Regions from separate parts of the Homo sapiens genome. Here regions 2 and 3 are each linked to region 1. A link is a loop called in an ENCODE intact Hi-C map of the cell type or tissue named here. Cell type or tissue: heart right ventricle. All regions are shown on one strand. Each heading gives the region's core, and the rest is flanking DNA. Links, peaks and the distances in the headings are about the cores only. Region 1 overlaps LOC105376205 (a long non-coding RNA gene). Region 2 holds the start of LOC105376208 (a long non-coding RNA gene). Region 3 has its middle 59 kb from the start of KLF4.

Evidence for each region. A loop is a pair of places that touch in the nucleus more often than their neighbours do. Peaks named below come from ENCODE experiments on the same cell type or tissue, not always from the same donor. Only the 100,000 strongest peaks of a DNase experiment are listed, where the experiment ranks them.
Region 2: it touches region 1 in a loop (2.9-fold over the local background); 27 of 110 quality-filtered maps call a loop at or near these places.
Region 3: a loop joins it to region 1, with 18 times the contacts of the local background. A loop is called at or near these places in 5 of 110 quality-filtered maps.

The regions. Positions count from the first base shown.
Region 1 is chr9:107,633,467-107,643,436 of GRCh38, forward strand. The region is part of intron 8 of LOC105376205 (a long non-coding RNA gene); the gene reads left to right. Among named protein-coding and RNA genes, the nearest start is that of KLF4, 150 kb to the left of the region's middle. RefSeq lists enhancers at 3,547-4,095, 4,096-4,644. In heart right ventricle, for the core only: a CTCF peak has its summit at 4,230; DNase peaks (open chromatin) are centred at 4,505 and 5,585; H3K4me3 peaks cover 1,753 bases; H3K27ac peaks cover 3,244 bases.
Region 2 is chr9:107,733,990-107,743,959 of GRCh38, forward strand. It overlaps LOC105376208 (a long non-coding RNA gene), which reads left to right and starts at 810. Exons shown (of 7, transcript XR_930229.2): 1 at 810-903. It overlaps LOC124902242 (a long non-coding RNA gene), which reads right to left and starts at 493. Exons shown (of 2, transcript XR_007061719.1): 1 at 416-493. RefSeq lists enhancers at 4,205-4,706, 4,707-5,206, 5,336-5,836. In heart right ventricle, for the core only: no CTCF peak of the experiment used is centred there; DNase peaks (open chromatin) are centred at 4,612, 5,762, 6,409 and 6,772; H3K27ac peaks cover 3,653 bases.
Region 3 is chr9:107,543,868-107,553,837 of GRCh38, forward strand. No RefSeq gene overlaps it. Among named protein-coding and RNA genes, the nearest start is that of KLF4, 59 kb to the left of the region's middle. In heart right ventricle, for the core only: no CTCF peak of the experiment used is centred there; a DNase peak (open chromatin) is centred at 4,551; H3K27ac peaks cover 1,864 bases.

The sequences.
Region 1 (9,970 bases), core at 937-8,936:
AATGAGCATTCCAAAGAAATCCTGGCTCTCAGACAATGCCTGAGTTAAAATGAAACTTGCTTGAAAATTAAAGCCAATGTTCAGGCTTCAGGTCATGTGAGGAAATGGGAGGCATTTGCCGGTTCATTCACCCATGCGCTCATTCACCTAGCTGCATCCTGGATTTACAAAGGTGGAAAGGATCATTCTAGCAGGAGAGAGAGAGACAGTGAGGAGTTAAAGATAAGACATTTGCTGCTATCTCGGAAAATATACAGCCTAAGTGGAAACGCACAGCAACCCTCCCTTGCTTCTGTTCTGACTGTGTCTACTATGTGCCTCAGACCGGCTAGACACCAGGAGGAACAGAGAAGCTGAAGACATGACGTGCCAACCAGCTAATGTAAAGATAGGATAAGTGTGAATAAAGAGTTGACAGAGGAGGGTTAGAAGGACACTGCCATTTATTGAGCACTCACTTTGTACCAGGCACTATGTGGGGGTCTGGTGGGTTGTGGGGGTAGCATTTAGCCTAAATTAACCATTGCAACAATTGTTGAGTCAGTATTATTATCCCTGTTTTACAGGTGAACAAACTGAGTCTTAGAGGGGTTAAGGTCTTTGCCTGGTAAACATCAGCACAGGGAATCAAATCCAAGTGTTTCTGACTTTCCAGCCTAGCACTGGTTTTTGCAAATAATTCTGTGGCAAGAACTATATGACTAGCGTGAGGTAGTTTCCAGTGAATAAGAAAGCAAGAATCTGGCCGGGCGCAGTGGCTCACGCCTGTAATCCCAGCACTTTGGGAGGCCGAGGTGGGCGGATCACAAGGTCAGGAGTTCGAGGCCAGCCTGGCCAATATGATGAAACCCCGTCTCTACTAAAAATACAAAAATCAGCTGGGCATGGTGGCGCATGCCTGTAGTCCCAGCTACTCGGGAGGCTGAGGCAGAAGAATTGCTGGAACCCGGGAGGCAGAGGTTGCAGTGAGCCGAGATCGCACCACTGCACTCCAGCCCGGGGCGACAGAGTGGGACCCCATCCCCCCGCACCCCCCCCCAAAAAAAAAGGGAGCAAGAATGTGGTACTGACATGAGTACTGAGAAAATCCAAATCCAATGCAAGATAAAATGTTTTGGTTAGCATTTATCTAAGAAAGTTTTGGAAAGCAAGTTGTATATTTGGCTTTGAAGAAGTAGTCCTTTCATTCCAGGAACCTCAGCTTTGTTATTTTCTGAGGCTATGGTTTAAATCACATATTCCTGGTACATTGTGAAGAAGTTTCTTGAGACAAAGGCAAGAGGGAAAAAATATGATCTGTCATGGCATGGGAGCTGAAATTCAAGTTTTAAAATCACTTCTAAACAGCTCTGAGCTTCTATGATTTGCTAGAATCACAGAAAGACTTATGTAGCTCAAGTTGGAGAAAGCATGTCAAGATTGCTAAGGCTGCAAAGAGATTTTTCAATTCCTTTTTAGTTTTTAAAATTATTATTAAATTAAAAAAAAATGAGCCCAAGATGAGCTCCACAGTTTCCTCAGACGGGATTAGATATGACTTTCAGGTTTTCAAAGTTCAATTCAATTTGAGTTTCCTGTGTCCTAAAAATGTCTTCAATTAAAAGCCAGAAAAAAATGTATTTTTTTCATCTTCATCAAACTGAAGAAAAAAAATGGCTGAAGGGATTTTATTCAAACTTTTCCCCAAAATTCACCTTTTGCCAAGACCCAGCATGGAAAATTTCAGCGCAAAAGGATCACTCTTTGGCAAGTTCCCTGAGCTAATGAAAACAGAGGGGCATAAAGGGAGTCTGTGTGCAGCTCTAACTATAGTGGTCACTGCAGCCCACATTGTGTGAGAAGAAGGGCCTCATTCAATAACCCCCCTTTTAAGTCTTTTTTATCATCAATATGGATGAGACTTAGATTTGACGTGGTCACCAAACAAAAGGCCCTCACTTTATGAATACAATCTGGGTAATGGCATTATTTCAAGTGGCTTCGCTCAGTTATGACTGGCTTTGGAATAGTTATTGTTGATTCATTCATTCATTCATTCACTCACTCATTCATTGTACAAGTATTTACTGAGTGCCAGCAATGTGTGAGGCACTTTAATACATGTTGGGAATGCTATGGTGGCAGGCATAAGCGAGGCAGTTCCTGCATTCGTGGGTTCGTGGGAGGAAAAGAAAAACAGATTAAATTACAAACTGTGACAAATTCTGTGAGGCAACAGAAGAGGGTGCTGAGATAGAGAAAACCGGGTTTTGTGGTGATAGGAGGCCTACATTGTACTGGAGGCTAGTGAAGGTCTCATATGCATTCATTCATAATTTAGCAAACATTTAGTGAGTGGCCGCCATGCTCTGGAGTCTATACTGATCTAGACACCATTTTTGCCTTCAAGGTGCTCCTAGACCAGTGGGAGAGCAGGCAGGTAAGTAAAAAGCTCAGATGCTGGGTGACAAGCGCTTTAAGGCAGGCATGTGCCATATCTAATGTGGAAACAGGAAGGAGATCTAAAATGCTGCGGTTGGTGGTGGTCAAAGAAGGTTTCTCTCAGGGGGAACGATTCAACAGACATTTGTGATAGTTGATGTTTGGCAAGATAGAGGTGAATGAGAACTAGGGCTGCTTTCAAGGAGTCTGAAGTCCAGTCTTGCTTCCGGAGTCACCTCTTTGAGAGCCTGGATCCTGTGGTGTCTGACCCGCCTCTCCAGTAGTAAGCATGGAGCTTGAGTCAAAAGAGGTGCTTAGTAAATAACAGGTCCCTTTCTCTGACATCTCATGGCACAACTCTTTGGATTTAGTCTAGTGGTGAAGAACTTGGCTACTGCAGTCAGATTGCATGCGTTCAAATTCCAGCACCCAGCTGTGTTACCTTGGGCAGTTTTTCTCTGCACTACAGTTTCCCTACATACAAGGCAGGGATGATAATGATACCTGCAGACTAGGGTAGTTATAAGGACTAAATGAGATCATGCTTATATGATCACTAAAGATATGACCAGCATACCTCATCCCAATGTGTTTTTAAGTGCTGCTTATCACCTTCCACAACCCACCCCCACCCCCCATTCACTCAATCCAACAATTATGGATTGAGTATTTTCAGTCTTAGGCATTGTGCTGGGTGCTTAGATTCAGAAAAATCTTGCCAGACTCCGGGGTCTCCATCCCCATAGATGGTTAAATTCCCAAATCTCCCAAAATGGAAGTTCTTTGCCTCTTCTACCCAGATAAATAGGTATTTGCTATCTCTGGATTAGCGGTGAATGTCTGTTCATTTTTCATCAGCACATCTGGTTTTTAGGTGAAAAGCTGCCAGGAATTTTGAAACATCTTGTTACTTTAGACATCAGAAGGCAGGGAGATTTCCCATTATTAAATGGATGTGAAAACTTCTTTGTGCCCCAGGGCTAGGGCAAACCTGAGATTTCATAGGTCAGTGAAAGCTCACCATCATTGTTTTTGCTTGGTAATAATTTTATTTAGGGAGGAGGAAGAAGAGAGGGTAGGGGGTTTCCAGAATGATAAAGCAATGTGCCAATGTCATGCAGTTTCGAGAGGCCACTGAGGTGGTAGGGAAAGCATTGCCCATGTGTGGCTCCATCTCCCCGAGCCTCAGTTTCCCATTGTGTAAGATAAGGATAACAGAACTTCCTGTGTAGTGTGGGTTGAGGTTTCAAGGAGAGCATGAATGTGGAAACACATCAGTGCCTTTTGCCTGCTAAATGCTTCTTGTTTATTTCCAGCCCTGCCACATGTTTGCAAATCTTTGCAATGTGCAGTTGGAAGGCAAAGTGGGGATAGAGAAGGCAGATTTGATTTGAGAGTTTGTGCACACAGTGGTGGGTCTGAGTTGGGGGCCTGGCTAGAAACAAGTGGCTTTTTTGGTGGCACCTTGTGCGCCTTCTCTTGAGACAGAGGCTCTGTAACCCCCCTCGGCATCAAACTTCGCACTACCCTCCCTTTGCCACGGCATCCTTCCTTCTCGTCTCCCGGGAGGCCGGACAGAGAACCCAGGCCCAGCCCCAGCCCAGCGAGCCTGAGCCAGACTGCCTCGGGCCGGTCTTGCTCGGCCTCCCTGGGGAATCTGGGAGGCTCAGCCAGGCCTGAGTCGGCCTGGGTCCCGAGGTCAAGGTCGGGGTCAGGGTCGGGGTCCGGTCGTACGCCCTAGCACTGCCTGCGGTGGGGCGCGCACAGTCGAGCGCGGGGCCTCCCCGCAGGCTGCGCTGCCTGCCGGGCGGCCTCGGGAACTGACCAGGCCGCGTGTGAGCGCCGGGATTCCTGATCCTGCCTTAAATATGCCGGTTATTTTTATCTCCCTACGTCAGGCAGCGAAGGCCATCCCACCGGTGGCCCAGGCGGCTGCTACACAATGTTTCCCTTTAGTCGGGAGGGGAAATGGAGGGAGGCCAGACTTCCTGATCACATGGTGCTGAAGTCAATGAAAAAAAATTAAGGGGGACCCCTCCCTTTTTCTTCAATGCCTGATCCAGATTCCCCCCTCCCCGCTCCCCCGACCCACCCCCTCTGGGCTCCGCGCGTCGGAGGGAAGCGCAGCCTCCCAGGCGGAGGGCCAGCGAGGCAGGAGAGCGCGCGCAAACATAAACACGAGACTGTTGCAGTAATTGGTGGCTCTGAAAACACTGAGGAAATGAGAGGCTTGTACGAAACATCAGCCGACAAGAAACGGGGTGATGTCAGACAGCCTTCCAGGATTAGAAACCCTTAAAAGCTCCGAGCCCGCGGCCGCTGCGGAAAACTCGGCTCTCCCGCTGTCCCGGGTAGGAAGCCGGGATTTCGCTTTTGCCCGACTCCCTCGGGGCACTCGCCCTCTCCTCTCTTCCTCGCTTTCTCGCTTTCTCTCTTTCTCTCTTTCTCTTTCTTTCCTTTCTCTCTCTTCTTTTTGTTTCTTTTCTTCTTTCTTTCCTCTTTTTCTTTTCCTTTTCTTTTCCTGTCTTTCCTCTTCTCCCTCTTGCGCCCCCCCCCCCACCCCCAACTTTTTCTCTTTCTGTTTCTCTGGCTGTCACTGTCTCTCTGTCTTCTCCCTGTCTTCTCTCTCTTCGTTTTTTTCTTTAACCTTCTTTATTAAAAAGAAAAGAAGAGGCCACATCAGAAGATTTCCATTTCTAAGGCACCTTGTACTTTTATATCTTTTCCCTCCTTTGAAACACCAAACAGGACCCAACTCCTAAACAAGTCCAAAGGGACAAGTAAAACTGGGGTGTCAGTCGCTTGAGTTTGTTATAACTTTCTCTTCTTCTCAGTGCCCTTCCTCACCCCCCTTTTCGGATTAGAAGTTCATATTGCAATAATTCGCCAACATGTTGGAAGGGCTGGAAATAAACAAAAAGCATTTACCAAGGACAACAGCCCACCCACCCTGAGATGGGGAAAATGCTTGCAAAAATCTGGCCGTTTCAGAAGAGAATATAGATTTCCTGGTAAAATATATCCCAGCCACCCAGCTAGTAACACTAGTGGCTGTTGCCCCATTTTCTGTTCATAGTATAATTAAGACTAAAAGTACTTACACGTATGTGTATACACACACACACACACACACACACACACCCTCCCTCCTCCAGGCCACAGGGCAGGGTAGCTAACAGCCAGTGAGCAGGGAGGATCTTGTACCACATCCAGCAGGAACTTGCGTGTGTCTTAAAGTTGGAGGCCAGTTACTCAGTGACATCTGTTCAGTGACATCAAAAGTGATGTCTGTCAAGCCTTTTTCTCTTCGTGTCTGCCAGGATTAATGAGGCAATGTTTGGAAAGGGCTTAAGCCCCCACCAAGAAAGGCACCCAAGACAGCTTTTCAAAGAATGATTTATGTCCAGCTTTATCTAAATAGGAACCGAAAAAGCATTTTTCTTGTCTGTAGAGCAGGTGAACTCAACACCTGACTTCTTGCTCAGGTGCATTTCAGAAGCTTTCAAATCTGCCTTATTAATTGGTCTGATACCTCTTTACCATGAAGGCACTTTTTTTTTTTTTCTTTCTTCCTGAGACCCCAGAAAAGGTCATATCAAGGCTGAGTTTGTACAACCTTGGAGGAATATGACTGGTTCCAAAGACTTGGTTTCCTTCACTGCTGCTTATGGTGAGAACAATGTCCCCCAACCTGAACCCTCCTCCCTCCCCTGCACACTCATAAATCTTGTGGTGATTTAGTTCCCCTCAATGCTTGACACTCCTAAGCTGTAGTAATTTGAGCCAAGCATACTTTCTGGTTTTATCCAGTATACCTGCGGTTATACCACTCACCGAGAAGTGGATCACAGCTCTGTTTTCAACTTCTTTTTTTTTGAGACACATTTTCACTCTTGTTGCCCAGGCTGGAGTGCAATGACATGATCTCGGCTTACCGCATCCTCCGCCTCCCGGGTTCAAGCCATTCTCCTGCCTCAGCCTCCCGAGTAGCTGGGATTACAGACATGCGTCACTGCACCTGGCCAATTTTGTATTTTTAGTAGAGACGGGATTTCTCCATGTTGGCCAGGCTAGTCTTGAACTCCCGACCTCAGGTGATCCACCCACTTCAGCCTCCCAAAGTGCTTGGATTACAGGCGTGATGGACTGTGCCCGGCCTGTTTTCCACTTCTTATGGGGACATTTTCCATCTCTGATATTTGTCTTGTGCTTTGCAATCCCAGGGGGCAGCCTCATCTCTTCCTAGTCCTTATGTTGGGTAAAAGTGTCTCTACTCCTGCCACTGCTCCACCTAGCCACTTTGGCGTCTCCCTTGCTGTTTTGTTTTGTTTTGTTTTGTTTTTTTCCTTTTGAGACAGAGTCTTGCTCTATCACCCAGGCTGGAATGCAATGGCGCGATCTCCGCTCACTGCAGCCTCCACCTTCCAGGTTCAAGTGATTCTCCTGCCTCAGCCTCCTGAGTAGCTGGGATTACAGGTGCCTGCCACCACGCCTGGCTAATTTTTGTATTTTTAGTAGAGATGGGATTTCACCATGTTGGCCAGGCTGGTCTTGAACTGCTGACCTCACTCGATCCACCAACCCGCCTCAGCCTCCCAAAGTGCTGGGATTACAGGTATGAGCCACTGTGCCTGGCCATCATCATGTGTTTATACCAAACTTCTCCCCGTCCCCTCAGTGAACTCCCCACAGCCCTCTGGGCCCCCCATGCTCTTAGATCTGCCCTCCTCTCTGCCGGGAATGTTCTTTTCCTCTCTTCACTGCCTAGTGAACTTCTTCCCACTCAAAGCCCAGATACAGTGCTGCTGCTTCTCCAAAGCGTTCCCAAGTTTTTCACCCAGAGCCAGCCTCCTCTGTCTTCCATGCCTTGCTGTCCGCTCACACTCCCATAGTGGTGTATGTTGGACTCCAGCGATCTTTTGACCTGCCTGTCTCCTTCACTGGAAGGGCTCCTTCCAGTGTGGGCTTCTCCACACAGGGATTGGGTCTTGTTTGACTTTGTGTCCTAAGAGTACATAGAGCCCTAATGCATGGAAAGGCTCAGTGAATGTTTGTTGAATGAATAAAAGAATGAATGAAGCCAGGCTTGGTGGCTTACATCTGTAATCCCAGCACTTTGGGAAGCTGAGACAGGCAGATCACCTGAGGTCAGGAGTTCGAGACCAGCCTAGCCAACATAGTGAAACCCCGTCTCTACTAAAAGTACAAAAATTAGCCGGGCATGGTGGCAGGCACCTGTAATCCCAGCTACTCAGGAGGCTGAGGCAGGAGAATCACTTGAACCCGGGAGGCGGAGGTGGCAGTGAGTTGAGATCGTGCCACCGCACTCCAGCCTGGGTGACACAGCTAGACTCCATCTCAAAAGAGAAAAAAAAGAATGAATGGACCGAGAACCCATTCTCTAGGGAAATCACAGCCTATCTGACAGGATTATGGAGTGCTCTAGGGCCTTGCACATGTCCCCCAACCCCCAGCCTCCAGAGCTCACTTCTGACTTGATTTAATGAGATGATGCAGTGATTTGTATAACTCTAAGCTCCTTCTCCCTTTGTGTCACTGAATCAGCCTAACATTATTATCCCAACCCACAAGAGGGTGAGGGAGAGGGAGACAGGCTGAAGGAGAGGAGGTGACTAGCAAAGGTTTTGTATCCTTTGCTAAGGATACAAGAAGTGGGAGAGCCAGGCTCAGGTCAACTTGAATACAAAGATCCCACCCCATCCCCACCCCACCAAACGTATATTCATGAACACACACACACATACAGACACACATACACACACAGATCTAGCCATTTGGCAGCCCAGTAATATACGTATTGTTACTATTTCCATTGTATAGATGAGAAAACTGAGACTCAAAGAGGTTAGATACTTGCTCAGAGTAACACAGCTATGTAGGAAAAACCAAGTAGGAAAAATACATTCTTATTGCCATAACAAGCAACTAGACCAAGGATTTGGAAGCAGAAGAGATAAAAAGACATGAATCCCAATGATTTGGCTTTATGCCATCTCTATCATTTTAGACAATCTTGATGGTACGAAGATGCTGGAGTCTGGGATTCTTTTTTTTTTTTTTGAGACAGTCTTGCTCTGTCGCCCAGGCTGGAGTGCAGTGGCACGATCTCGGCTCACTGCAAGCTCTGCCTCCCGGGCTCATGCCATTCTCCTGCCTCAGCCTCCCGAGTAGCTGGGACTACAGGCACCCGCCACCACGCCTGGCTAATTTTTTTGTATTTTTAGCGGAGACAGGGTTTCATCGCGTTAGCCAGGATGGTCTCGATCTCCTGACCTCGTGATCCACCCGCCTCGGCCTCCCAAGTGCTGGGATTACAGGCATGAGCCAGCACGCCTGGCGAGTCTGGGATTCTTAGGATGGGTGTGGTGGAAACACTGAGCCATCACTTTATCCAACCTATTTTATCCCCAAGTGGCCAAGTTGGGGCACAGAGTGGGCTAAGTATGAGCCTAGTGTCGCACAGTCTGTGAGTGAGGGTCCAACCTACAACCCAGGCAGATCTCACTCCCTCCTAATGTTCCTTCCTCCTAAAGAAATGTCTTGGAGCCAGGCAATTATGATTTTGAGATTATTTCCCACTTTCACGTTTGACCCTGAAGAGAATCAGAAACAAGAACTTTATGACATTGTTTCAGACATCAATGGAAAGGTGAGGTGGGCAGGAACCCTGAGACAAGCCCTGGGGAATGGCAGACATATTGCCTGCACTTAATTCTGTTTGGCAGCAAAGGCAGAGCTAGGTTTGATCTTTGGCAGAAATGACATTTCTTGGACAGTTATCTCCCTTGCATTCTTGTTACCCCTAGATGACCCATAGCCGGACATCCTCATCAGGGTCATCTTCTGCCTACATGTTGGAACTTAGGGAAATTTCATAGCTTCATTTGATAGCCAGTTACTAGCTGAGTGGGTCTAGCAAGTGATGTAACCTCTCTGAGCCTCCATGTACTCATTTGTAAAATGGGGATGAATGAAGTACTTGCCATGCCTACTTCACAAGATGTTGATATATGTCAGATGGGTCTACTTATGTTAGGAGGGCTTTGTGATGTCATGGCCAAATATAAGTTGTTAATGTGACCATTAGTGGCCATGGGCCAGCTATAAGCAGCCAGGTCAAGAGGCCAGCTTCCACAGACGGGGTGGGACAGGGTAAGGGCATAGAGGCAGAGGAGAAGGGAAAAAAAGCTATCAGGCTGGTACAAAAGCAATTGCAGTTTTTGCCATTAAAAGTAAAAAAATTGCAATTACTTTTGCATCAATTTAATGTATCTACACACTTGTTGAGCACAGTCTACCAGGCATCTTCTATTCATGATCTCATTTCAACCACACCATCAAGCTATGAAGGAGATATTTGTAGTGTGTTGAATGATGACCTCTGAAAAGTTATATCCATGTTCTAACTCCTGGAACTTATGAATGTGACCTTCTTTGGAAAAAGGGTCTTTGCAGATGTAATTAAGTTAAGGATCTTGGGATGAGATTATCATAGATTATCTGGTGGGCTCTAAATCCAATTATAGAT
Region 2 (9,970 bases), core at 1,144-9,143, 100 kb after region 1:
TACTTAGCGTATATATTTAACATAGATATTTCTAGAATATGCATATTCTGAATATATGAAACATCTAAGCTTGACATTATTTGTACATAAAGTAAGTATAATATTTACATTTATCACTTTAAATTTTATACATAGAATGGTTATTTCTCAAGATATCTATATATCTATGTATTTCCAGCTCCTAAATATATTTATATATCTTTATATCTAAATACAGCGAAGATGGTTCATATAAATAGATATATACACACGTACACACACACTGTATATATATGTATATATGTATATATATGTATATATATATTTCTCCTTTTCCAGCTTTTCCAGTTACCTGCACACACACACACAGATACACACACACAGACGCACATAAGCATCTCGTATATAGAGTTTCCTCTTTCTTAAGCTGCCATACCTCAGCAGTCATTGGACACCCCCACATGGCTGTCAGGGCCAGCAAAGCTGTATCCCCTTGGAGAGGCAGAAGAAATTCACAGTCCCCTTGTAAAATCTCTCACTTGCCTTGCACTTAGGGGATGTCAAAAGTGTTCTCTCTCTGCCAGCTCCTCACTTTCCATACCCCCTTGAATCTCACATATTTACCACCTTGTTTTTTCCTTCTTTTTTTCTTTACAATTTTTCAACAGGGCCTTTATTTTCATCAAACGAGCATTTTAATGCGTAGTTCAAGAGAAATTCAGTCCGTATGTTTCAGATTCATTTACAGTTAAATCATCAGTAGTTTTGCAATCACAATTTGGCAGCCAGGAGATCTTGGAGGCTTTTTTTTTTTTTTTTTTTAGGCCCTTTGACTTGGAGTCAAGATGTGCTGTACAGTTTGGTGCTGAGTGCTCTGGACGCCCCAGCAGGGCCGGAGAAAATCTGCAGAGGCAGCAGCAACTGGTAGGTGGAGCAGGGGTTTGGGCCTGCGGACTGTGCTTGCTTCTTTACCATGTGCTCAGAGGCCACTTATCTGAAATGAACTGTGCATTGTCACCCTGGGCTCGGCTTCTCCATCTATAGACTAGGGTGTTACCTACACTTATGAACGTCTTTGTGCTTCATTCCTTTTATCTTGAAAATAGGCATAACAGTAATAGGCTATGAAGGATGCATAAGCTATTCAGGGAAAATGCTTAGTATTTGGCCTTGTAAGAGTTCTATACGGCTGGGCACGGTGGCTCACACCTGTAATCCCAGCACTTTGGGAGGCCAAGGTGGGGAGGATTGTTCGAGCACAGGAGTTTGAGACAGCCTGGGGAACATCGTGAGACTCCCATCTCTATAAAAAATAAAAAAATTAGCTAAGCATGCTGGCATGCACCTGTGGTCCCAGCTACTTGGGAGGCTGAGGTAGGAGGATCTCTTGAGCCCAGAAAGTAGAGGCTGTAGTGAGACCTGTTTGCACCACTGCACTCCAGCCGGGATGACAGAGCAAGACCCTGTCACAAAAAAGAAAACAAAAAAGAGTTCAATAACTCAATGACGGTTACTATTGTTCACATTCCTGCCAGTTGGGTAGAAAATTGCCAATATTGAGGACACCTTGTATGTGCCAGGTGCTGTACTGGCTGCTTTTAACTCAGTTCTAATGAGAATCCCACCTTGTCTCCTACCTCTGCCTCTTACCTTGCTGAGTGTCTTTTCTTCTCTGCATGATTCGCTCTTCTCTTGACTTTCTTGACTGGCTGCAAGTTCACAGGGCTCTGTTGCAGGTCTCCTCTTTTCTGTATCCATACACTCTCCTTAGGCAGATGCATCTTTTTCTATAGATTTAACAACTTCTATGCTGTATTTTCATCCTCAACTTCTTCCCTGAGGTTAGGCCCATACATTCATATTCACTTGGATGTTGCCAGGGGCCTTTAACTCAATAGACCCAAAGCAACATGCTTGACCTCTCTGTTGTCCTCCCCACCTCCTCTGTCTCCAACAAATGGTCCTGTGTGCTTGATTCCTTGCCCTGGCTAATGCTATCACCACCCACCTAGTTACCTAATCCTGGGCACCCATCTTGATGACTCTTTCTGTTTAACCACCAGTCTAATAAATGACCAAGTCCTGTTGATTTTATGGATTTCAGGCTTTTTGAATTTGCTCCTTCCTCCCAGTTTCTGCAGTTCAGCAACTCAGGCTCTGGCAGTTCTCCTAATGGCAGCAGCAACAGCCCTTCTCTTACCTCCTGGCTTCCAGCATTGCCCCCTTGGAAGTGTGTCTTCCACTTGCGGCTGGGTGAGCTTCTGAGACAGGTCAGAATTTGCTTCTGGCTGCAAACTGTCTAAAGAATTAACAACCAAACTCCTAACTTTCACATTGAATGCTTGCTGCTGCCTATCCTTAAGTTACTGACCCACCCTCATCCTTGGTCTCATCTCCTGCCGTTAATTAAAACATAACAGTCTGGTAATCCCTGGGTGGGTCCTGAAGCCACTTTCTGAATGATTGTACTGGGGTGACATTCCAGATCTATTTGCTGTTTTATAAACTCAGGACATTGGGGAGATAATGGAGTAAGGGTGCCTCACTGTGCTACCTCCAGCAGACGCACATCATGCCTGCCTGCCAAGCAGAGCTCTGCAGACCAACTGCAACCCAGCTTCTGCAAGGGACCACAGATGCTGGTTCTCATTGGCAGTGCAAGTCAAAGGAAGTATGATGGTACTCTCTGGGTATAAGCTGTGGCACTTCAGGATTTGTTGAAGGGCAGGAGCTGGCTCTGGGTGGCTGAGGCAGGCCTTTTGACCTGCTCTTCCCTCATCACTAGGACTGGAGCAGAAGAGAAGCATCCTTGAGTCTCAGCAGAGCTCGTGGGTAGTCAGTAGGGTGGCTGTGAATTTGTAGTGGGAGGCTGACCTGCAGAGATGGATATCAGCTCTCTGCTTTCTTTCAGCCAGGACCAGGCACCCCACTCTGCTCACTCCATATTTTTATGCCAAGAGGAGAGAGATTGAGATGGACTATGGTCAAGTGCCTTCAATGAGCCTAGCTTCATGACAATGGCACGTGAGTGTAACCAGAACCCAGAATATTCTCATAGAAAGTGGTGGTGGCCTGGCTGACATGGTGGTGCGTGGCTGTAATCCCAGCACTTTGAGGGGCTGAGGCAGGAGGATCCCTTGAGCTCAGAAGTTTGAGAGCAGCCTGGGCAACATAGCAAAACCCCATTTCTACAAAAATTAAAAAATAACTGAGAATGGTGGTGCATGGCTGCAGTCCTAGCTACTCAGGAGGCTGAGGTGGGAGGATTGCTTGGGCCCAGGAGGTTGAGGCTATAGTGATCTGAGATCATGCCACTGTACTCCAGCCTGGGCAACAGAGCAAGACTCTGCCAAAAAAAAAAAAAAAAGAAAAGAAAAGAAAAGAAAGAAAAGGAAGAAAGGAAGGAAGGAAGGAAAAGAGAGAAGAATGTGGTGGCCCATGTCACCTGCTTCAGAATGTAGAACAAAATAGGATCAGAGTTTCTGACTGCTGCAAAGCTCCTCTGCAATTTGTTCTAGCAGATGCGCCCAGGACAGTCATACATGTTAGTGGACCAGGGAAAACCAAGCTGGGTGGACAGGAAAGCCCTGGAGCGAAAAAACCTGAATGTCTTTTTCTGTCTCCAGTGGCGGTTGGCTTGCTCTGGTCGCCCACTCAGCTTTTCCCCTGGACTCCAGAGGCCTGGTACATGCATATCTCCAAGAGAGTATAAACCAAGTAAAACTGATGTCTGTGTAAACTACTGAGGAATCATGGAGAGGGAGAGATGAATTCTACCCGGGGTGGGGCAAGGATTGGCAAAGAAAGGGACATTTATATTGGGTTACGGAAGAGGAATAGGAGTTTTATGGGCAGAAAATAGGGAAAAGCATTCACTGCAAAGACAAAAACCTGTGAAAAATCGTATTTAAAAGCTAGTAAAGGGGCTCACCCTAAGGGAAGAGTGGGGAAGATGAAGCTAGAAGGAGCCCCGCAGGGTGAAGGGCCAGAAGTTATGGGGGCTGAGAAGACTGGGCACTCTCCTTATCATGCCAAGAGGTGCTAGACTAGTGGGGTAAATTTTCCTGCAGCAGTTTCAAGTTGACTCGAACCCTGGCCTTTTCACCCTGGGCCCTATGCCCTTTTATTTTCTGTCTTCCTCCCGCCCTCAGAGTAATTTCAAATAGGTCTCATTTAAGTGAGTAAACATCTCCAATTCAGGCACCCTTCCAAGAAAACGAAAAACACAAAACAAAACAGAAACCTGGGGATTTTACTACTTGGAGCGTGGAGGGAAGAGGCATGCCCAGGCAGGAACCTAGCTCCAGACAGCTTGGGTGGGACAAGAGGGCTGATCAGAGATGCTGGGATTCCCACTTGGGAGACCAGCCCCAGGGATCTCCTTGCATTGCTTCTCTTTTTCAGGGGAAAAGAAATCTCAGAGCAAATATTTGTCATGAAAAGGAAATTTTGGCCGGCCTCAGAAATCACAGATAATTAAGAGATATGATTTATCATTCGTGATGTTTCCCCGTCATGGCCAGGGTATGAGTAAGTGTTTTTCAAGCTGCTTGGCCTTAAACTCAGCGGCGGCTGCTGGGGAAGGCTCTTCTCGCACGTCAGGGGCCTTGCTCTGTCGTCGTTGGGACACAGGCAGGGGCTGGGCAGAGGCTGGGCAGAGGCCTCTCAGTAACAGTTCCCTGGACCGTGAGCCCTGCCTGCCGAGGGAGGATGGCCTGGCAGAACGGAGGGAACGCTGGCTTTGAAGCAAGGCAGACCTAGGTGGGATTCCTTCCTCTGTCATGGCCTCCAGCAACTTCCTTAGCTTCTCTGAGCCTGTTTCCCCCTTTGTGGAGTTAACACAGAGGTTCTCAAATGAAGCAATTTTGCCTGCCACCCCAAGGGACACTTAGCAATGTCTGGAGACATTTTTGGTTGTCACACTAGGAGTAAGGGTACTGGTGGTATCTGGTGGGTTGGGGCCAGGGATGCTGCCACATGTCCTGCAATGCACAGCACAGCCCTCCACAATAGGGACCTGTCGGCTTCGATTGTCACTAGGGCTGAGGTTGAGAAAGCCTGAGTCAAAGCAATGACACAGACCTCAGAGTTGTTGAGAAGATCAAGTGAGATCATCTATCTGTACTGCCTGACACAGAGTGAGCCCCAGATAAATGGGATAAATGGAAGTTTAAAAAGTGGCTGCTAAAGTCATTTCTCCAAAAGGTTATAAGGCCACCAGTCTGGGGTAGTTCTGAAGGAGAGATGCCAGCCGGGAAGAGAAGAAGGCTAACCAGACCTACCCTCTCTAAAGATTCTCCCTCCCACCCTCCCTTTCTTCCTTCTTTTCCTTCCTCCTCCTTCAAATGTTTACTGAGCACCTATTAGCAGCTAGAAATGGGATATAGTAGGGAATAGAACAAAAAGATTGCTGTCCTCATAGAACTTTCATCCTAGTGAATTTCCCACAAATGAATAATATACATTATGATATGCCAAATGGCAAAACAAAATTTTTTTTAATCCTATAAAAAAATAAAGCATGATAAGGGGCATAAACAGGAGTGCTGGGGTGTATGTGTGTAATCGCAGTAGGTGGGAGCAGGCCTTTGAGCAGAGGACTGGAGGACATGCAGGCGGGAGTCCACCAGAGTCAGCGTCCTATTCAGATCCCGGAGCTCCGCTCCTTGTCCAGAGGGCAGCTCCCAGCCCTTCTCAGATGGCCGGGCTGCTCTTGGCCGGGGTTGAGCGGTCCTGCGCCAGCTCCTTCAGTGTGGAGGCTTTCAGGGAGCACGGGGGAGATCAGCTCTGCCTGTCGGCCCGCCCTGAGCTGACCACAAGGGTGTTTGCAAAGGAAGGGTGGGGGGTTTCGCCGATTAGGGTCCATGTGCTCAGGCCCTGGCTTGAAGGAAGCCTGGCTGGGTGCCCAGGGGGTGAGTTGCTGGCTCTTGGTCTGCCTGAAGGGGCCTGGGGCTATTTGTACTCCACCCCAGGTCCTGGCAGCTGACTCAGGGCTGCCTGCCATGGCAGAGGCAAGGCCAGCTTCCAACTTCAGGAGGAGTGTGTCTGCAAGTGGGACCTTTGCCATGGTGGGTGGGGGAGTGAGAACATTAAAAAAAAAAAAGAAAAGATGCCACCTGTAACTACCTTCTTCTCGGGTCCTCAGGGCTTTTCCCCACTGTGCCTCCTTGAATGCCTGGGAGAGATAGTAAGGAAGTAGGATCGACAGGACTGGGTGTCTGTAGGGTGAAGAGATGCAGGGTCTTGAAGCCAGAGAGATGGGGGAGGTCAAAAGTCTTTCCACTTTATCATCACTTGTTTCCATTTAGCAAAAGTCTTTGCTGAGCAGTCCCCGCATGGCCAGCACTGGACTAGACAATGGCATCTGTCTTGTTCCCAGCGGCACCCTACATGCCTAGCACAGAGCTCTACGGATAGTGGGGGTGCAATGAGTACTTGGGGAATAAATATTTGGGGCATGTGGATTATCTGGAAGAGAAAAGACAAATGGCAGGCCACCATCGTCTGGGTCACCTGGGTTGGGTAGCTAAAATTACACATAAGATGAGAGTTTGGAGAGGTGGCTCAGAGAGGAGAGGCAGGGCTGAGGCAGGTGGAGAGAGATCTGGAGGCAGGTCTAGGAAGCGGTGAGGGTGCCTTTCCCTGGAGCCATTGCAACTGATGGTTAGGCCAGGGATTTAGGGCAGAGCCATCACCAAAATGAGGAGACAGGGGGAAGACATGAAGGCTTTCAGAATAGGGAGTGAATGAAGACAAAAGGACTGTTCCTGGCTCCACGCCTCTGCTCATAGTGTTTGCCTTGCTTAGGGATCCCGCCCATCTCCACTCTGCCAATTCCTGGATTCATGCAGTCTCAAGCTTTGGAGGAATCTTTTTTTTTTTTTTTTTTTTTTTAAGACAGAGTCTCACTTTGTAGCCCCATGCTGGAGTGCAGTGGGGTGATCTTGGCTCACTGCAACCTCCGCCTCCCAGGTTCAAGTGAGTCTCAAGTCTCAGCCTCCCAAGAAGCTGGGATTACAGGTGCCCGCCACCATATCTGGCTAATTTTTTAATTTTTTTAGTACAGACAGGGTTTCACCATGTTGGCCAGGCTGGTCTCAAACCTTTGAAGGAATCTTAAAGGTTACCAGGTCCGTCCTCAGCAGCATCCCCTCCAGTTGCTTCTCCACCATCCCCTGGGGTCTGTTGTTCAGAATATGCTTGACATCTCTAGGGATGGGGTGCCCTCTGCCACCCCACATTGCGGAACAGAGATTGCAAAATGTTGACCTGAGGCCATATCTGTCTTTCAGACAGGACTTGTTTAGTTTTCTATGTGTTTAAACAATTTAAACATTATTCTCCAGTATTTAAAAATCAGATTTTACACCCAGAAATATAAATGATTTCTGGCTTATCTTGACATGGAAAGATCTGGCCACACTGGATCCACATTCTCAAATGGCAAGAATTGGCTGAAGCTGAGGAGCAGCTGCCCCTTTAGATGAAGCACATGCTCTGGGGTTTTCTGCTCTCTCCACCTCTTCCTATTAAGCCCACCCTGCTTTCCTCATGTGCATAATCTGCCGGTATCTGTAGCCTTTGGGGCTTATGAATAGGGCAGTCACTGGAATCAGTCAAATGTGAGTGCAAATTCTGACTCTGCCACTTGCCAGCTATGGGTCAGTGACCTGACCTGAGCCCCAATTTTCTCAAGTGTAAAATGGGAATCATAACTCTCACCTCTTGGAGTTGTGAGAATTAAATGCAATGATGTATTTACAGTACCTAGTGGAATATCTGGACGGCATAGGTAATTTATCAATGGCAGCTCTGATTTTTGTTATTATTCCTTTACTCCCTCAATTTATCTGGATTTCAGAGGTCCCTCCTGTGTAGAGTCTTCCTGACTTCCAAAGAGGTGAGGGGAGTTAGTGCCTGGCATTTGTGTGGCCTGGATGTCCAAAGCCCTTTTGCACAGATTCACAGATCACATTTGTGCCGTGCCCTCTGCGCCTCCCTGCTCCCAGCTCCTCGATGCCACTTGCTGTTGTCCTCATTCTGCATTTTCTCCCTGCGTTGCCTTCCTGGTCAGAACTCAGTCCCCCTCCCCATGCCTGGCATAGTGCTGTGGGCAAGGTCTGCAGGCCGCAGGCTTGTCAACACGGAGACCCAGATCTCCCTTTCCAGAGAGGCAGGGGCTGTCATGGGAAAGAGGCTTGGGGTCAGAAAAACCTGGTTTCATTCCAGCGCTGCCACTTTCTACTCCTGCAACTTGGATCAAGTTATTTCTAAGCCTCAATTTACTTGTCTACGAAGTGGAGCTATGAAGACATAGCTCCAGGGTTAGCATGAGAATTAAATGAGAAAATACAGTGCCTGGTGCCAGTTGCTACTTACTGAGGGCCAATCTCTTCTGCTTCCATCTAACTGCTCCAGAACTTGATAAGCTGCTCAAGCAGCTACCATTTTCAAAGCACCTCATTTGTGCTAGGAGGGTTGCTGTCAGCTCCCATCATGCAGTGATGAGTCTGAGCAGCCCCTGCCCTTAGGGAGCTCCAGCAGTGGGTCCAGCACCCTCTTCCTGCTGCACTGTGAGGATTAAGTGCCCCTCCCCAGGGCACAAAGAGGGTTTTGCACAAAGCCTTGGCTTTTCCCAGATGAGAAAGCAGAACAAGGCCAGGAGGCATGGGAAGCGATGGGTGCTCTGGTTGATCATAGGAGCTTCTCTCTCCAGAGGAGCAGGGTGGCAGGATGCCCAGGGTGGTGGGAAAGCCTTACGTCTCCTGTTCTGGAGATGAACAGGGCTTCTTCCTGAGAACTCTGGATGCAGCCCAAAGCCTGCTCTGCCTTCCCTGCAGGCCAATGAGGCCCAGAAGATGAGCGCAGCTCTGCCTTGGGCACGTCTGTACCTGGCAGGACCTTCCTTTCCTTCTCCTTGGAGCCTGGTTGGGGGCACCAGCGATATCTGCCGGGAAATATCCTGGTGGCAGGCATAGGCCAGGAATATGACGGAAAGGCCCATAGAATTTTAAGAAGTTCTGGGAAGAAAACTGGTGTGTTCCGGCAAGTGTTTTGCATTTTTTTGTTTTTCTCTTTGATAGGAAAAGCATGCAGTTGGATTTTTCTTTGGCAGTTCTTTCCTTCTCAAAATATGGAGCTCTGGGAGGGGGCACTACATGGGCCTGGAATCTGTGTGGTCCCTGAGACCTTTGGGAGTGTGTGAGGCAAGAACATGGAATGAGCTTGCAGTTCTGATAGAGTCGCATGTGTCAGGGAGTTATCCTATCAATTAATACAGATAATAATATCATGTATTGTGTGCTTACTACGTGCTGGCACTGTGCTAACCATTATTTTTTAGTATTTACTTATTTGTTTATCTATTTGGGACCAGGCTGGGGTGCAGTGGCCCAATCTCAGCTCACTGCTACCTCCACCTCCCGGGTTCAAGGGATTCTCATGCCTCAGCCTCCCGTGTAGCTGGGATTACAGGCATGAGACATAGCACCTGGCTAATTTTTTATATTTTTTAGTAGAGACGGGGTTTCACCATGTTAGCCAGGCTGGTCTCGAACTCTTGACCTCAAGTGATCCGCCCGGCTTGGCTTCCCAAAATGCTGGGATGTCAGGCATGAGCCACCAAGCCCAGCCTATTTATTATTATTTGTTCCAATTTATTTTTATGGCCGGGCACGGTGGCCTCACGCCTGTAATCCCAGCACTTTGGGAGGCCAAGGCGGGTGGATCATGAGGTCAGGAGATCGAGACCATCAAGGCTAACACAGTGAAACCCCGTCTCTACTAAAAATACAAAAAATTAGCTGGGCGTAGTGGCGGGCGCCTGTGGTCCCAGCTACTCGGGAGGCTGAGGCAGGAGAATGGCGTGAACCCGGAAGGCGGAGCTTGCAGTGAGCTGAGATCGCGCCACTGCACTCCAGCCTGGGCGGCAGAGCGAGACTCTGTCTCAAAAACAAAAACAAAAACAAAACAAAAAATAAAACATTATTTT
Region 3 (9,970 bases), core at 676-8,675, 90 kb before region 1:
GGCTCACACTTGTAATCCTAGCACTTTGGGAGGCCGAAGTGGGCAGATCACCTGAGGTTGGGAGTTCGAGACCAGCCTGACCAACATGGAAAAACCCCGTCTCTACTAAAAATACAAAATTAGCTGGGTGTGGTGGCGCATGCCTGTAATCCCAGGTACTCAGGAGGCTGAGGCAGGAGAATTGCTTGAACCCAGGAGGCGGAGGTTGCAGTGAGCCGAGGTTGTGACATTGCACTCCAGCCTGGGCAACAAGAGTCAGACTTCATCTCAAAAAAAAATAAATAAATAAATAAAAGAAAATAAAAAGGATAATGAGATAGAATGCCAAGGTATTTTAGAAGTAGATAACATGAGCAGAGACCTGAGTTGCAAACACGGAAGTAGCTGGCAGAGCATGGCAGGCAGTGTTGAGAGAGGCCAGGAGAGCTGGACACCAGAATGCTTGCTGGCCCAGGAGGCAGGGGGAAAGGCAACTGGAAGGCGAAAGGTAACAACAGCTCAGTCCTACCTTGAGTATCTTCTATATTCATGGAACTACTTTTAGGCCTCAGTGAGGTTCATAGGTTTTCTTTCTTTCTTTTTTCTTTTGTTTTGAGATGGAGTTTCACTCTTGCTGCACAGGCTGGAGTGCAGTGGCGCGATCTTGGCTCACCGCAACCTCCACCTCCCGGGTTTAAGCAATTCTCCTGCCTCAGCTTCCCAAGTAGCTGGGATTACAGGCATGTGCCACCACACCTGGCTATTTTTGTATTTTTAGTAGAGATGGGGTTTCTTCATGGTGGTCAGGCTGGTCTCGAACTCCCGACCTCAGGTGATCCGCCCGCCTCGGCCTTCCAAAGTGCTGGTAATACAGGCGTAAGCCACCGTGCCTGGCCCATATTTCAAGTGCAATGGGAATGTATCACTTTAATATTATCTTTCTGACTTCTCTTCCTGCAAGCTACAGATTTCTGTCTCTACCTTTCAAAGACTTCCCCACTTTAAGGCATTTTCAGAGCCAACTGCTACTACATTTCAGGGCAAGTCTTGTATTTTAGTTTTAAATTAAAACAAAACAAAACAAAGCTGTATCCTTTGTGCAAACAACATTGTGACAAAAGATAAAGGAAAAGCAATCACTTCCCTATCTCTCCACCATAAGTAGCAATACCAACTCTCATCTTCCATATGATGTTCCAGTACTTGCAAATATGTGTAATTTTTAAATACTTCCTTAGGTGAGAACAAGCCATGGCAGGGAGCAAAACAGAACTAAATTACCAGTTAATACATCCACTCCCTTTTTCCTCCTCCAGCCTACCCAAAGTACATCTAACTTTGTACTGAGCCGGCATTGTGCAAATTGTTTTAAGTGCATTATCTCAAATAATCAACATAACAACCCTGTGAGGTATGTGCTATTATTATTCTCATTTTACAGAAGATACGCGGAGGCTTAAACAGATTAAATAAATTGCCTAGGATTATGTAAATTGTCACTGACAGTAGGCAGGACTCAAATCCAAAATACCAAAGCTGTTGTGCTCTAGATCCTGATCTAAGACCCTCTCTCTGGGGCTGCATTAGTTACTGGAAGGCCCCACCCACCCCGGTTCTGCTTAAACAGAAATTTCTGCCTTTGCCTAGTAGGGCCAAAAAATGGACTATCATCGGGTTTCCTTCGTATTTATCTCACAAACTTACTGTAAATAATGTTGATCATTCACATGCATACAGCTTTGTAAACAGATACTATTTACCAAATTCTTTCAAATGTATTACCTCACTTGATGCTGACAAGATAACCACCGAAGGAGGGCTCTCTTAGTGTCCCTAGTTGAACTGATGAAGAGGACGGGAAACTGAAGTGACCAGTTCAAGGTCAGACTGCAGGGGTCTTCTGCTGCCAGACTGGGCACATGAGGGTTGGGTTGGGTGGCTCATATTATCAGTAGATGACTAAATGTTTTTTTTCCTTTGAGACGGAGTCTTGCTCTGTCGCCCAGGCTGGAGAGCAGTGGCGGGATCTTGGCTCGCTGCAACCTCCGCCTCCCGGGTTCAAGCAGTTCTCCTGCCTCAGCCTCCCAAGTAGCTGGGATTACAGGAGCGCGCCGCCATACCCCGCTTATTTTTATATTTTTAGTAGAGACATGGTTTCTCCACTGTTTCTCTCTTTTTTTTTTCTTTTTCTTTTCTTTTTTTCCTTTTCTGTCAGTGCTTGTTGCTGTGGCTGATATTACCCAGGCAGAAGAAGAACAAATGTCCTTAATTTGCTTCTTCATAAAGGGCTTATACTATTGAGTGCTCCAAGACTTGCTTGCCCCTTGGAAACCATTTGCTGTTTCCTATGTCACTGTCTTCCAAAGAATCCTGTGAAGTAATGCAGGCATACTATGTCCAAAGTGACCAGCTGGGTCAAGGCAAAGTTGAGCTGCTTAATTGGCTGTTCCAGTTTTTCTTCTATCACAGATCATCCATGATACCAGCCAAAAGCAACTCTGCTGCCCATTTGAGCAAGGGCATTGAAGCTCACAAAAGGCTCATGAAGTTAACAGCACACAAAGGGCTTTCATATCTCTTACCTTAACAATCCCTAGCAGGGGAGGCCATCCTGTTATTTGTCACTGAGGCTGGAGTGCAACGGCACGATCTTGCCTCACTGCAACCTCTGCCTCCTGGGTTCAAGCGATTCTCCTGCCTCAGCCTCCCAAGTAGCTGGGACTACAGGATCCCACCATCATGCCTGGCTAATTTTTGTATTTTTAGTAGAGATGGGATTTCACCGTGTTGGTCAGGCTGGTCTCGAACTCCTGACCTCAGGTGATCCGCCTGCCTTGGCCTTCCAAAGTGCTCGGATTACAGGTGTGAGCCACTGTGCCCACTCCATCCTGTTATTTGCATTAACCATTGCGTATAGATGAGGAAACTGAGTTCTAGAGACTACACAGAGCTAGTAAGTGACACAGTAAGAATTACAGTCTTACCGTGAATTATGAATCCAAGTTTAATCCATGCTTTTTCCAGTACACCATGCCTTTACCCCCCTCCCTGACAAAAAATAGCTATGAAACATTCAGCAACCCTGAAATTGTTGATTTACTGTAGTGCTCCCTCCTAGGATAATGCACCTTATAGATCTGTTTTCCAGGCACCATTTGAGCATCTGGCAAATGGGAGGATCTTTCCTCATGGCAGCTGGAAACCAGCAAGTAAAACATTTACCAGGTTATTGACATAATGAGTCTGGGTGTTTGTTTAGGTATCAGGCAGTTATTGATTGCTTTTTAACACTGTTTTGAAATGAAAATAAATGTGAGAATAAGCCCCTAAATGGCCCTAATAGAATGTCAAGACTAATCAATACTTGAGTATGATAAATTTATAATCCTGGGAGGGACTGCTGAGGGGAACCATTAGTTCTGTCTGACTGCATAATGGGGTTGGGGGCTTACAGGATGGGAAGGCTTTTAGGAGGCCTCTGAGGAGGAACCAGAGGAGGGGGCAAGGGCAGGGGTTAGTCAGTAGATGAAGAATCAGGAACTTCTTGCGGATGGTCTCATGTCAGTTACAGGACTCTTTGTTGTTGATACCCAAGGGCAACAGCATATTTTAGCCACTTTAAATGAGGTTGCCTTCTAAGAAAGGAACTATCAACTAGGATGAAACCAGAGATATGCAAATCTCTGGTAAAGACAGAACAGCTGACTAGATCAAGGCCCTCCACAATTTTAGCATTTCTAAAGAAAGATTGCGTCCATCTAATGGAGGCTGGAGTCATTCCTGGAATTTTGGAAAATAGGAACTATTATTGATGGGGACTTGGAGTCTTTCTCTATTAAAGTACTAATTTTTAGATCACATGACCATAACATAGGACCCTTCAAGACTGTAATGTGGCTTCTCAAGGGCCGGTCTGTCTACAGGGAGAACTTCTCCCAGTCCTGCCCATGGGGGCCAGGAGCCTGCTGAAGCTGGGAACCTGTGGGAGCAGTTAGTGGGCAAGAAAAGCTCGGGAGGACGAAGTGAGCATCAGCTGTAAGGAGGAAGGAGGAAGGAAACCAGACTGACAACTGGGTTTGATCAACCAAAGATCACAGTGACCTTGTTAAGAACTGTTTTGGGAGTAGGATGGGCCTGATGCCAGTTTTGAAGCTGTGCAGGGAGAGCTAAGGCCATAACTGGAGGGGAAGTCGGGTGAAAGGATTACTTATTTTTTAATTTTTCAGTGTGAGAAACCTGGGCATGTTTGGATGTTGACAGGAAGGGCTGGTGGAAAGAGTTGATTGCAGACACCTTAGGGAGAGGAGTTGTTGGTTAGTGTGATGCTCCTGGGCAGATGGATGGGGAGGTGGCAGACTTAGGTGAAAGGAAGAAGGGAGGCAGGCCCAGAAGTGTGGATGAGGAACACTGGGACTGTAGGATGGGGTCTTCTTTGCTCAGGGTGAATGAGCCTGTTTGGGGTGCATGAGGCTGTTAGTTTGAGGAAGGGGTGGAGGGGCTTAGAACCCATTGTTGAGAGAAATGTGAGGAAGTGTCTCCAACAGGGGAGAGAAAAAGGCTTCCTAAAGTACGTTTCAGGCCCAGCATGAGCCCCCTCTCCCCAGTTCATCTGTAAGGGCCAGCCTCTGCCAAGAAACACAATGTCTCTCTGTCATCAATGATGCAACCGTGAGTAAGAGGCACTGAATCCTGTTTCCGACATAAAAATGAAAGTGATATAAGACACAGAGCCATTGTGAAATCTAGACAAATCTTTAACTATTTGTCATTTAGCACATTGCTTTGCTCACCCTGTGTCTTCGTTTTCCCAAAGGTGGACAACTCACTGAGGGCCCTCAGCCCTTCCTCAGCTCACAAGCGGGACCTCAGGTCTATAAACAGTTTCAGGAGGAAAGGGAAGCAGAATGAGGAAACGAGGCTCCAATGCCAAGCATTGGGGAGCCCGGAAAGACCACATTTCCAAGAATTCCAGGCCCGGAAGTAGGAGCTGGTGAGCGCTTCTTTAAGTCAACCCATTAGGTATCAATAAGATGAACAGGACAATTACTCTGGGGTCAGTTACTCCCCTTCCAGAAGGAATCTTCACTGTGGCTTACTCATTGCTAGCAGGAATCCTTTAAATGCCAAGCTTCCTAGTGCGTTTCATTAGGATTTTAATGTTCACAAACACAATTCCAGGATCATCTCCTGGGCATAATTAACAGGGCCAATTGGATGAGCCACTTTTCTTGGAGGTAGCTTGAGACTGGAATAGGGTTCTTATGCCTAGAGATGTAGAGGAAGAACTTTTTTTGAACTAGAAACTCCCTTCTCTAACAGGTGGATTTGTGACCTTCCCCTTCCCAAGACTTGCTTTGGGCTTGGGTAGAAGGAGAGCAGATTCCCAGAGATGGTCCTGGTTTATGGAAAAGGCATGAGCACAGTCCAGGAATGGATACTGTTGGTGACAGCAAATTAGAAATCCTAGCTGGAGGGTGAGCTGTGGTAGCAAGAGGAAGTTGTACATTTTATTTAGACTGGATTTGTGACATGCTGGCAGCATGTGAAAAATAACAGATAACGTAGATTTGTACATGCCATCTCGGGGGCTGGCATTGCAGTGGAGAAGGGAGGGCCAAAATGCCAGGATCCCAGTTCCACCAGTTTTGACAGTGTAACTTTTGGCTATTGTTTCTCTCATCTGGGAAAGGTCATAATAATACCCTGAGGGTCACTCCAAAGATTGGAATAATTTAATTTGAAGTTCTGTGCAAATTAAGGGACCCATTACAAACATTAACTTTCTTGAAAAAAATCTGTATTATTTTATCATTATTGTTGTTTTCTTTTGTAGAGACAGGGTCTCACTATATTACCCAGGCTGGTCACATACTCCTGGCCTCAAGCAATCCTCCCACTTTGGCCTCCCAAAGTACTGGCATTACAGGAGTGAGCCACCACACCCAGGCTTAATTCTTATAGGCAGAGGCTACACATAAGTATAAGCTTTTAAGAATTGAGGTGTGGACAACATTCATTTATTCTTAAAACTTTTTTTTTTTTTTTTTTTTTTGGAGATGGAGTCTTGCTCTGTCACCCAGGCTGGAGTGTAGTGGCCCGATCTCAGCTCACTGCAACCTCTGCCTCCTGGGTTCAAGTGATTCTCCTGCCTTAGCCTCCTGAGTAGTTGGGATTACAGGCACCCGCCACCATGCCCGGCCAATTTTTGCATTTTTAGTAGAGATGAAATTTCACTATGTTGGCCAGGCTGGTCTCGAACTCCTGACCTCAGGTGATCTGCCTGCCTCAGCCTCCCAAAGTGCTGGGTTTGCAGGTGTGAGCCACTGTGCTGGCCATATTCTTCAAAATTCTGATGTCACTCCGTATGTAGGAGGTACCATGCCAGATGCTTGGGATACATAAACAGTAAGATATAAATCTCTGCCCTGAAAATGCCAAGCATACTGGGGGAGGTGGAAAGCAGTGATCTCAATAAAATATAGTATAATTTGAGCATCCTTAATTCAAAAATTCAAAATCTGAAACTTTTTTTTTTTTTTTTTTGAGATGGAGGCTCGCTCTGTCGCCCAGGGTACAGGGCAGTGGCACAATCTCAGCTCACTGCAACCTCTTCCTCCTGGATTCATGCAATTCTCCTGCCTCAGCCTCCTGAGTAGCTGGGATTACAGGCATGCGCCACCTGTAATTTTTGTATTTTTCGTAGAGATGGGGTTTTGCCACGTTGGCCTGGCTGGTCTCGAGCTCCTGACCTCAGGTGATCCACCCGTCTTGGCCTCCCGAAGTGCTAGGATTACAGGTGTGAGCGACCATGCCTGGCCAAGATCAGAAACTTTTTGAGTGCCATCGTAACACCACAAGTGGAAAATTCCACACCTGACCTAATATGATAGGTCGCAGTCAAAACTATTTCTTGCACAAAATTGTTAAAAATTTTGTATAGAATTGCCATAGGCTATGTGTATAAGGTGTATATGAAACATAAATGAATTTTGTGTTTAGACTTGGGTCTCATCCCCAAGATATCTCATTATGTGTATGCAAATATTCCCAAATCTTAAATCCAAAACACTTCTGGTCTCAAGCATTTCAAATGAGGGATACTCAACCCATATGTGTTGTGAGAGCGAGGGGTAAAAGATGCACTCTGGTTTTGGGATGGGATTCCCGTGTGACCAGAGCTGACTTTTGAGCAGGCTCATTGGAGGCTGAGGAGGGAAGAAAGGCATTGCAGGTAGAGGCCGGGCACGGTGGCTCACGCCTGTAATCCCAGCACTTTGGGAGGCTGAGGCAGGCGGATCACCAGGTCAGGAGATTGAGACCATCCTGGCTAACACAGTGAAACCCCGTCTCCACTAAAAATACAAAAATTTAGCTGGGCATGGTGGTGGGTGCCTGTAGACCCAGCTACTCGGGAGGCTGAGGCAGGAGAATGGTGTGAACCCGGGAGGCGGAGCTTGCAGTGAGCCGAGATCACACCACTGCACTCCAGCCTGGGCGATAGAGCGAGACAAAAAAAAAATAAAAAAGGCATTGCAGATAGATGCAGCTGCATGAGGCATGGAACAGGATGGGCCATGGAACTCCTGGCCTCAAGTGATCCGATTGCCCTCGGCCTCCCTAAGTGCTGGAATTACAGGCGTGAGCCACCACACCTGGCCATATTTCTTTGTTTTTTGAGACAGGGTCTTACTCTGTTGCCCAAGCTGGAGTGCAGTGGTGCCATCATGGCTCACTGCAGCCTCGACCCCCACGTGATCCTCCCACTTCAGCATCCCAGATAGCTAGGACTACAGGCACATGACACCACACCTGGCTAATTTTTTAACTTTTTGTAGAGACAGGGTCTCGCCATGTTGCCCAGGCTGGTCCCCAGCTCCTGGCCTCAAGTGATCTTCCTATCAGCTTCCCAAAGTGGGACTATAGGTATGAGCCACCACGCATGGTCTCAAAACTATGTTTGGATTCAAGCAAAGGAACTTTTTTTGTTGTTTATAAAATATTAAGCCGGGTGTGGTGGCTTATGCCTATAATCCCAGCACTTTGGGAGGCTGAGGCAGGTGGATCACCTGAGGTCAGGAGTTTGAGACCAGCCTGGCCAACATGGTGAAACTCCATCTCTACTAAAAATACAAAACTTAACAGGGTGTGGTGGTGCACTCCTGTAATCCCAGCTACTTGGGAGGCAGAGAGGCAGGAGACTCACCTGAACCCGGGAGGCGGAGGTTGCAGTGAGCCAAGATTGAACCACTGCACTCCAGTCTGGGTGACAGAGCAAGACTCTGTTTCTTTAAAAAAAAAAAAAAGTTGCCATTGAGGTGTAGGTCTTTCCTTCCTTTTATCCCCTTAGGCTCAGCTTTCAGCTGACATCAGCCAGTGTAGAAGGCTCAACTTTTGGTTCATCTCTATGCCAAAATATTCTTGATCTTTGTACCTCTAAACCATCTACTTCTACTCAAAATACATGTATAATTATGCATTTAACCTATACCCAAATAATTGTTTCTCCTGGTTAAAACAGAATTTCCTTAGTTCTGATGACAGGTTGAGGGTGTAAGGTCACGGTTGTGCAGGGAGAAAGGCATATCTCAGCTCTTGAGCTCTGGAGGCAGATTGGCTTGAGGCCATCCAGGCTCCGTCACTGATGACATTAGTTGTATCATTTGGTCCTCTAGGGCTGAGTTTCTTCACCTGGGAAACAGACATTTTAGAAACTACTTTATAGGCCTATTATGTCTATTAAATGACATAATAAGTGTGAAAAATTGCTTGGTATGTTTGGAAGGGAAGAGGAATGTATGATGGAATGAGGAGTCCAGTGGTTTATGATACATATATATATACCATAAGTATAAATAATAACTTATACGTCATATACTTATGACAAATTATATACAACTATATCCTCTTCTCTATACTGCTCTTCCACTTCTAGATGGAAGAAGCTGTCTAAGGAATGATGAAGGTGAAAAAAACAAGTCATATTTAAATGTTCTCTTCTCTGTAATCCCAGCATTTTGGGAGGCTAAGATGAGAGGATTGCTGGAGGCCAGGAGTTCAAGACCAGTTTGAGCAGCATAGTGAAACTTTATCTCTAAAAATTAAAAAAAAAAATTGTTTTTGATTAAATATTCTCTTCTTAGACTCATTGCCTGAACACATGATCAAGTTACAGGGATGTTATCAGATATTCAAAAATATTTGAGGAGGCCGGGCGCCATGGCTCATGCCTGTAATCCCAGTACTTTGGGAGGCCGAGGCAGGTGGATCACCTGAGGTCAGGAGTTCAAGACCAGCCTGGCCAACATGGCGAAACCCCATCTCTACTAAAAAAAAAAACATACAAAAATTAGCCGGATGTGCTGGTAGTTGCCTGTAATCCCAGCTACTCTAGAGGTTGAGACTGGGGAATCACTGGAACCCAGGAGGCGGAGGTTGCAGTGAGCTGAGATCAGGCCACTGTACTCCAGCCTACCACAGAGGAAGACTCCGTCTCAAAAAAAAAAAAAAAAATTGAGAAGGTACAGCATGATGATGAAGAACATAGACTATATTTTCAGACAAACCAGAGTTCAAACCCCAACAATTCCTAGGTGTGTTTACTGCCCTGAGCTTTGGGTCTGTATTAGTAAAATGGGTATAATAATAGAGGTTTCAGATCAAAAAGCCATAGTATAGGGCCCACACAGTGGCTGATGTGTGTAATCGCAGCACTTTGGGAGGCCAAGGCAGGAGGACTACTTGAGCCCCGGAGTTCAAGATCAGCCTGGGCAATATAGCAAAACCCCGTGTCTATAAAAAAAAAAAATTATCTGGGCATGGCAGCACACACCTGTGGTTCTAGCTACTTAGAAGGCTGAGGCAGGAGAAATGTTTAGCCCAGGAATTTGAGGTTATAGTGAGCTCTGATCATGCCACTGCACTCCAGCCAGGATGACACAGACCCTATCTCTATTTTTTTTTTTTTGAAACGGTCTCATTCTGTCACTCAAGC